Regions from separate parts of the Homo sapiens genome. Here region 1 is linked to region 2. A link is a contact called in ENCODE Hi-C or POLR2A ChIA-PET data. All regions are on one chromosome and are shown on one strand. Each heading gives the region's core, a stretch centred on a gene start or an enhancer-like site at or near the end of the contact. The rest is flanking DNA. Distances are from core to core; before and after follow the strand shown.

Region 1 (4,341 bases), core at 723-3,222, 42 kb after region 2:
ACTGCCAGAACATAGCTCTTATATAATGAAGGCCCAGGAAGGTCTGCAGAATGAGACTGGTTCGAGTTCTTAGAGAAAAGTTTCAGAAAGACGAGGGACACAGGAAGGATTCTGCTTTTCCCCCATCCTGGTGGACATGAAGGACCCAGGATAAGCTATGATGCTGCTTTATTAACGACCCTTTTTCAAAGCACTGACCCCGGCAGCAGGAATGGAATCTGGCCGCCTAGGCTTTCTGTTAATGAGATGAGAACTGAAGTTCAAAAATAAACTGTGGGAAGCCTGGTAGGGAAATACCAGATGACAAGAGGATAATCTGGTGACCAAAGGCATAAAAGGTGGCGGGGGTGGGGAGCCCACAGCTAAATCAATAACCAGGTCGGGAGGAATTTGGGGGTCAAAAGAGTGGCTTAGCTGTTAAGAACATGGTGAAAACTGACCTTGGATGGCTCCGTAAGAATCTTAGCTTTGTGGAGATATTTTTGTGCCTCTGACAAAATGCTATCTTTTAAGAAGTGTGCACAGACTTCATTTCTAGGCATGTAACCTTCACATTTAACTTGCATTTAAGCAAAATGATATGCGTGTAGGGAGGATTGCTATGGCGAGTTTTTAATTGCCAAAGACTAGAAACCACTTCAGCCTCAGCAGTTGTGGTATGGTTAAATAAACCATGCTATGTGAATGCAAATGCAAAATAATGCAGCTATTTCTTTCTTTCATTCTTTCTTTTTTTTTTTTTTTTTTTTTTGAGATGGAGTCTTGTTCTGTTACCCAGTCTGGAGTGCAGCGGCACGATCTCGGCTCACTGAAACTGCTGCCTCCTGGGTTCAAGTGATTCTCCTGCCTTAGCCTCCCGAGTGGCTGGGGTTACAGGCACCTGCCACCATACCTGGCTAATTTTCATGTTTTTAGTAGTGACGGGGTTTCATCACCACCTTGGCCACGCTGGTCTGGAACTCCTGGGCTCAGATGACTGCCCACCTTAGCCTCCCAAAGTGCTGGAGTTACAGATGTGAACCACCGCGCCCAGCCTAATGCAGCTATTAAAAAGAATGGGGGCCATGATATATATACTGAACCAGAACAATCGATGAGCTAGATAGGTAAGCGACAAAAGCAAGACACAAAATAACACGTACAGTTTGCTGCTATAAGTTAGACTGTGCTTTAAGCACCGTCTAGAGCAATCCATAAGACAATTCAGATCCTTTCTCATTAGCTGTGCAACTCTGGGTATGTTACTTTACCTCTCTGGGCCTCCGTTCCTTTCTCTCTCAACTAGAGCTTTAATAGGAGTTAGTTTGTATATCTAAAGCACATATTCTCAATAGGGATGACTGTCACCCCCACCAAGCAAGCAAAATTTGGGGGAGTATATGTGTGTGAGAAAAAAAAAATCTTAGGCTGGGCACAGTGGCTCATACTTATAATCCCAGCACTTCGGGAGGCTGAGGCGGGTGGATTAGTTGAGGTTGGGAGTTTGAGACCAGCCTGGCCAACATGGTGAAACTCTGTCTCTACTACAAATATAAAATTAGCCAGGCATGGTGGCGGGCGCCTATAATCCCAGCTACTCAGGAAGCTGAGGCACGAAAATCCCTTGAACTCAGGAGGCAGTGGTTGCACTGAGCCAAGATTGCACCACTGTACTCCAGCCTGGGCAACACAACACAACTCTGTCTCAAAATAATAATAATAGTCTTAGATATTGCAATGGTCAGCCGTCCCCCAAAGCTCAACCCTATCTGATAAAATCTTTTCCCACAGTATTTAATTTCTCTCACAAGGGAGAATTTATATTAAATTAAATTTTTCTTCTTGGGAGGGTGATAATGAAAGAAAGTAATGCTTGAGTAATACTGAGCTAAAGTACTCAGAACAGCGTGAAGCAGATGGGGTGACATTTACCTTGCAATGTCGCTGCCAAGTTTAAATACAATAATAGATGCAAAGGCCACAGTGCGAAGGCGTTTCATCAGACTCCACCGCAACAACAGGTGGCGAATGCTAATATCAACTCTCACTTCTTAGATGAAGACTCGGAGGTTTACAAAAGTGGAAAGACTAGGCCAGAGGTCAGCATCTGAGCTGGAATTTTCACCTGGTCTCTCTCTCAGACTAAGAGCTTCCTCTTTATGCTCCAGTGGTGCTTGGAGACCACATGGTCTGTTTGTTCTGGTAGCTTCCCTAAAATACATGTCAGGGCTCGGCACAGTGGCTCATGCCTGTAATCTCAGCACTTTGGGAGGCCAAGGTGGGCGGATCATTTGAGGTCAGAAGTTCAAGACCAATCTGGCCAACATGGTGAAACCCCATCTCTACTAAAAATGCAAAAATTAGCCAGGCGTGGTGGCATACACCCTAGCTACTCAGGAGGCTAAGATGGGAGAATTGCTTGAACCCACCAGGTGGATGTTGCAGTGAGCCAAGATTGTGCCACTGCACTCCAGCCTGGGTGACAGAGCAAGACTCGATCTCAAAATACTACTACTACTACTACTACTAATAATAATAATAATAAAAAAATACATGTCGAGGTCAACCCAGGCCCAGGTACCAGGATGTGTCCTTACTCTGCTGAGTATCAGCATAAGATGTCGAGTCTAGACCAGGGGACACCGTCGTAGCAGACAGCCATGAATACCTCATCCTGTCTGCTGTTAGCAAGCTGCAAAGCCTGCTGGTCCTTCCTCTTCCTCCTCTTGTGAGGCCCTCTGGAGAAATTTCCATCTGAACTGAGCACTGAGAACAGATCCACCTGCCATGAGCAATGGCCTGTGTCAATTATTTGGATACAGGGCAGTGGAAGGGACAGATTTGTTTTCCTTGATGGCAGCCAGAAAGCTCTTTGTCAAATCTCCAGTTCCCCACCATGGTGTAGGTGTTAATACCTATTCCAGCTCCAAGGTATGATGGTCCTATGGTTGTGTTTCCTTTCTTTGTCTCAGTTTTAATTTTTGCAGTCTTATTTTGTTTAGTACACCCATGCAGACTGCCATAAACCCTTCCTGAAAGAGGGATGGGTGTAAAGAGATGAATCAACAAACCACAGAACTTCAAAAGGTTCCAGAAAAAAGCCACCACTGGCACAATAACGGGTTACTCAATCCCCCAAGGCTTTTGAGGAAGACTAGGGAAGGAAGGGGTTGACCTTGGGTCTAGAATGGGTGAGGGGGAGAGAAAAGAGAAAGCGAGAGAGAGCTAGCAAGTGAGCACACATGTGACCGTGAGCTTAATGCAAGGGGATAAGCTGGGGTAGGGTTGGCAGTATGGGTAGGGAAGGGGAGTACATGGGAAAGGAAAGGGGAGGACTGGAGCTTCAGTCGTGATGGATCTTGAAAGACAGACCACTCACTGATTCCTTGGTTTACTCATTCATTCATTCAAGAACTACCATGTGCAAAGAATTGGGCTCCCTGCATGAGATACAATGATGTAAAAAATAATGACGTGGTTCCTGCCCTCATGGAAATCATATTTAGTTCAGGGGTTGGCAAACTACAGCTTTAAGACCAAATCTGGCCTGCAATCCTCTTTTGCGAACCAAAGTTTTATTGGTACACAACCACTCCCGTTCATTTGCATATTATCTACAGCTACTGTACAGCCACGCTGGCAGAACTGCTTAGCGGTGACAGAGCCCATGTGGCCAGCAAAGGCTCAGATATTTACTAATCTATCTGGTCCTCTACAGACAGTTTGCACACTTCTGCTTTAGCTGCTATTACTGTTGCTGTTGCATATTATTTGTGAGCATATAAAAATGTTTCCAATAAACAAAGAGACATGTTGATGCCCCCGTGAGTCCCCAGTTTTCTCTGCCATAAAACTGGCATAAGAGGGCCATTGTGAGGGTTCTAGGAAAAGCTCTAAGAAATAAGCCCAGAACACAGACACCTACAATCCTTTTACATTTTCATTACTAATGATATTACAATGGCTGGGAGTAAGAGGAGGAATCATTTCACGCCACATGTCTGTCTTTAAAACACATTCAGCCTTTTCACTCTGATTCTAGAAACAGGTATGATTAGTTGATCAATGGGACCTCAATCTAGACAATCCAGGCATTTGACCACATTCTCCTGATTTTTCAGATGAAGATTTTTTTTCCCATCATTTTGACATTTCTGGAACTGAGGCTTATCTTATAAACACTGTGTACATATGATTTATTAATTTGTATTTGTTAAGAGCAAATGATGTGGCAGACACACAAGATACAGGAACAAAATACATATGTGAGCAATGCATGTGTGTATATACATGTGCGTGTGTGTGTGTGTGTGTACAGGTGCATGCAGATATATATGATAGTTCATAAGACATCAATTTATG
Region 2 (3,958 bases), core at 169-2,668:
CGATTGCACATGCGCTAGTGAAACTGGACTCCCCATCTTCAGATGGCCCCTCCACTCTGCCTGTGAATTTCTGGATCAGAGCTTGGATCCCTCCGTGTCTCAGCAAGAGAGCTGGTTTATCATCAGGTCATCCGCACATAAAAGAGTGCCAGTGAAGGGAAAGAGGGAGGGGAAAAGCAAAGAGCAAGGAAAGGTGGAAAGAAGGAAGGAAGGAAGGAAGTAAAGAATGAAGGAAGGAAAAGAAGAAAGGAGGGAGGGAGGAGAGAAAAATTAGGAAAGAAGAGGACAGAAAGCAGGAAGGAATGTAGAAGGGAAGAAAGAAAATAGGAAGAAAAGAGGAAAGGAGAGAGAAAGAAAATTAAAATAAGGAAGAAAGGAAATAGGAAAGAAGGAAGGGGGAAGAGAGGAAAATAAGGAAGGGAATGAGAAGAGGGAAGAAAAGGAAAGGGAGAAACAAACCAGGAAGAAAATGAGGAAGGAAGGGAGGAAAAAGGGAGAAAGAAAATAAAGGAATGAGAAGGAAAGAAGGAGGGAAACAGGAAACATATGAGGAAGAAAGAGAAGAGAAGAGGGAAAGAAACTTTTGATGAAGGAAAACGGAAAGTTACAGAGCCTCTGAAGTTAATGCAACCAATTAGAAACCTCTCAAATCATAATCAATTACAATAATATTCATATCAATTCTAATCCCAATATTCTACTGAAAGAGAAACGAAACCATATCAATACAGCTCCCTTGGCTCCTGCCAGCATCACATCAGCTCCCGATTTCACTATAATTTCATCCTTTGCCATAAAGGCAATGGGTTAAAGCACCTACAAAAGGTAATCTGATTTTGCAAAATTTTTCTGATACAAGACTTCAACACTCAGGGAGTACTAGAACACATCAGATCTCGTGTGCTCATCTGGGGTTTGGAAAACAGGGTGGCCTTTCTCAGAAGGTCTGAGAAGGTGAGCAGAATGGGGCTGGGCAGGAGGAGGAAGTGGCCAGGAGATCCCTCTCTGAGCCAGCGGGGTTGGAACTTACCCTCGAGGGGGCAGAACCGAGTCACCTTCTCAGGCATCAGCAGCCCTAACTTGTGGCGGCAGTAAGTCTCCCCAATCTCCTGGCGGCAGTGCTTGGACTTAGCACGGGACAGGGCAGAGATGGCCTCCTTGCCTGAGATGTCACACTTAGGGGGCTGGTCATACTTGGTCTCGGGGGAGCTGCCCCCAGTTTTCCTGGCATGAGGCGGTCTGGACACATCCTTCCCGTGGCTGCTGTTGGCTGCGGCTCTGTCCCCGGGAGGCAGCACCTCACCGGGGCCTTTCCCAGGGAATGTATGTCCTTTTCCTTTCTCCTGCTGTTCCAGCTTCCTTTTCAAAAGCTCCTTCTGTCTACTCGGTGGCTTCTTCGCCAACTCAGGCTGGTGCTTCTGCTTTTGAGTCCTGGGTGCGAAGTTGCTGTTGTCGACATTCTCAAAGTCTTTGGGGACAGAGTTCTCGTTGTTGCTGTCTGTTCGCACTTTCTCTTTCGGCCGATGAGAAAAGTAGCCATCCTGGAGAAGAGGGGAGAGAAACAGAAGAGAAACTTGACTGAGAGATCATGCTAAGCAGACTGGCCTTTGAAGAGTGAGTCATACGGACTTGGAAGCCGGGGCCATAGTTTCACATCCTACTTTTGCTACTGGTTTAACCTCTGGTAAGATGGCTCTCTCTGGACCTCAGTTTCCCCATCTGGAAATAGGAGATGTTCCAACCAGAAACCAAGGCTTTTTCAAGCTCTAAAGTGCCATGACTACGATTCTCAATGCTTCTTATTAACCACACCTTTTCAAGTCAGTTTCTTTCCTTGACTGTCTTTGCCACTGGGTAACAAACATTTTGTTCCAGCGTCCCGTTTAAATTCCAGCTGAAAGTGCTGTGATGGTTTACTTAAGGGCTGGAAATGATATAATAAAGTTATAAAGGGAAAAATATTGGTAGGATATTACATACATTCCATTGCCTTTAGGACATGCTCATATATCTATGCCCATAAGAGAAATCAGACTGAGCCGTTGTAAATTCTGTGGGAAAGAAACCAGCCGCAATTTTTTTTTTTTTTTTTTAAGAGGAATGCAGCCCTTGTAGAATAAACTTTACACTAAGTCCTGGAGCAAAGCAAACTTGCGACACTCTTGTGCTTGAGTTTGGCTCTTCATGTGTGTACATGGAACAGAAGTGATGAAGTCATTTGGGGTCAAGACAAAGATCAGGAGTCATTCTGGAGACCACGCATGGCATGGATGTTTCCAGAAGGGCTGGACCCCAAACTCAGCTCCTCCATGGGTAAATGGGTCCTGGTTACTTTGATCAGTCGAATGATCAAATGCATCATTCAACCAATGCCCCAAATTGTTTCTGCAACATGTTGCTTCTGCTTAAAGCTCATTCCCAAGGCCTTAATCTGAAAGCATATCCAATGTCCTACAACACGGCCCCTGACCTCTGAAGCCACAGAGAAGAGTAATGGCTCCATATAGCTGCCCTTGTTGCTATGGAAACACAGGGGCAATGGGCGGCATCCCTGCTAGTCCTCCTTTTAAGGAGGGCTGAAATATGCCTCTTACCAGTTCCCAAGGAAAAAGGTGTCGGGGCCTGAACAGCGGATCTGCAGGGGTACCCAAGAGCAGCTGACCCTCAGCAAGGCTCCCACCCCAGCAGGTCAGCAAACAACTGCCTGTGTTTTTTATAAATAAAGTTTTATTGAAACACAGCCATACCTGTCCATTTGTGTATTGTCCATGGCTGCTTTCCTGATACAATAGCAGAGTGAATAGTTGCAATAGAAACTTTCTGGTCTGAAAAGCTTAAAATATTTCTATCCAGCCCTTTAAGAAAATGTATGCAGACCCCTGCTCTGCTGGAGTGTGAGTTAAAAGGCCTCCTCCTCTGGGACTGGGTTAGTTGCTTCTGTCCTCACCATCCATATACGACTTAGTGATGGCCTGGAGAAGAAGGTGCCCCTAGGACTGGGCGTGGTGGCTCACACCTGTAATCCCAGTACTTTGGGAGGCCGAGGCAGGTGAATCACTTGAGGTGAGGAGTTTGAGACCAGCCTGGTCAACATGGCAAAACCCCATCTCTACCAATAACACACACACACAAAAAATAGCTAGGGGTGGTGGTGCACACCTGTAGTCTCAGCTAACTCAGAAATCTGAGGCAGGAGAATTGCTTGAACCTGGGAGGCGGAGGTTGCAGTGAGCTGAGATTGCACCAATGTATTCCAGCCTGGGGGGAGAGTGAAACTGGCTCTCAAAAAAAAAAAAAAAAAAAAAAGATGCTCCTCTAGCCTCTGCTCCATTGCTCCTAGCAGTAAGCACGAATTTCTCCTATTTGTTGGAGGCTCTGACACTAAGACACCTTGTGGCCATTCTGTAAGCTGAGTACTGCTATGACTTTCATTTTGCAGATGGGAAACTAAGCACCCATGAACAAGTGACTTGCCCAGGGTCACCCAGCTAGTTGGCGGTGAAGCTGGAATTCAAACCAGGCAGATCACAGACCCCACACTCTGGGCTACCAGGGACATGATCCACTTCCAAGAAATTGTATGATCCTTATTACACCCATCACCCAAAACCCTTAAGTACTGCAAGCTGACACTGAACCACAAGATCTGGCCCCTCCCACCCAGCTAAATGAATCTGCTAGAGGTGTGTGACCTCCAAATTGCAATCTTCAGGCTGGCTAGTGGCCTATTGTGTTGCAGGAAGTCATATAGAGACAGTAAGCAGCAGCCACGAAGCACGTGGAGTCTGAGGCTGCAGGAGCTGGGAGGTAACAAGGTAGGAAGAAGGAAAAAGAACCAAGAAAAAAACAGCTGACCAGTCCATATTGGGTCACAGGGCGGCTACTGGTTGTACACAGGAACTGCTTTTATATCCTGACCTATAAATGAGGGCCTTCTGCTTCTGGTCTTTCTTATTCT

What was found. A loop is a pair of places that touch in the nucleus more often than their neighbours do. ChIA-PET counts read pairs that join two places held with the same protein, here RNA polymerase II (POLR2A). Pooled maps may share reads with other maps.
Region 1: a map of B cell shows a loop between it and region 2 (5-fold over the local background). The contact joins two enhancer-like sites. A Hi-C loop is called at or near these places in 7 of 168 maps with a recorded cell type or tissue (B cell, CD14-positive monocyte, GM12878 and 3 more), 15 of 37 single-sample maps with no recorded cell type and 9 of 50 pooled maps. POLR2A ChIA-PET finds 5 or more read pairs at or near these places in 5 of 52 experiments (AG04450, BJ, GM10248 and 2 more).

What each region holds. Positions count from the first base shown.
Region 1 is chr16:17,299,724-17,304,064 of GRCh38, forward strand. The region is part of intron 2 of XYLT1 (xylosyltransferase 1); the gene reads right to left. Among named protein-coding and RNA genes, the nearest start is that of XYLT1, 170 kb to the right of the region's middle. RefSeq lists a silencer at 3,691-3,760. Within about 2 kb of position 1,973, at least 9 of the 41 ENCODE cell types and tissues checked have a DNase peak (open chromatin) inside an H3K27ac peak, as active enhancers do; they include B cell, CD14-positive monocyte, GM12878 and 1 more, where a contact is called at or near this core.
Region 2 is chr16:17,257,958-17,261,915 of GRCh38, forward strand. It overlaps XYLT1 (xylosyltransferase 1), which reads right to left. Exons shown (of 12, transcript NM_022166.4): 3 at 1,031-1,541. Among named protein-coding and RNA genes, the nearest start is that of XYLT1, 210 kb to the right of the region's middle. RefSeq lists enhancers at 1,144-1,193, 1,354-1,753. Within about 2 kb of position 1,419, at least 11 of the 41 ENCODE cell types and tissues checked have a DNase peak (open chromatin) inside an H3K27ac peak, as active enhancers do; they include B cell, CD14-positive monocyte, GM12878 and 1 more, where a contact is called at or near this core.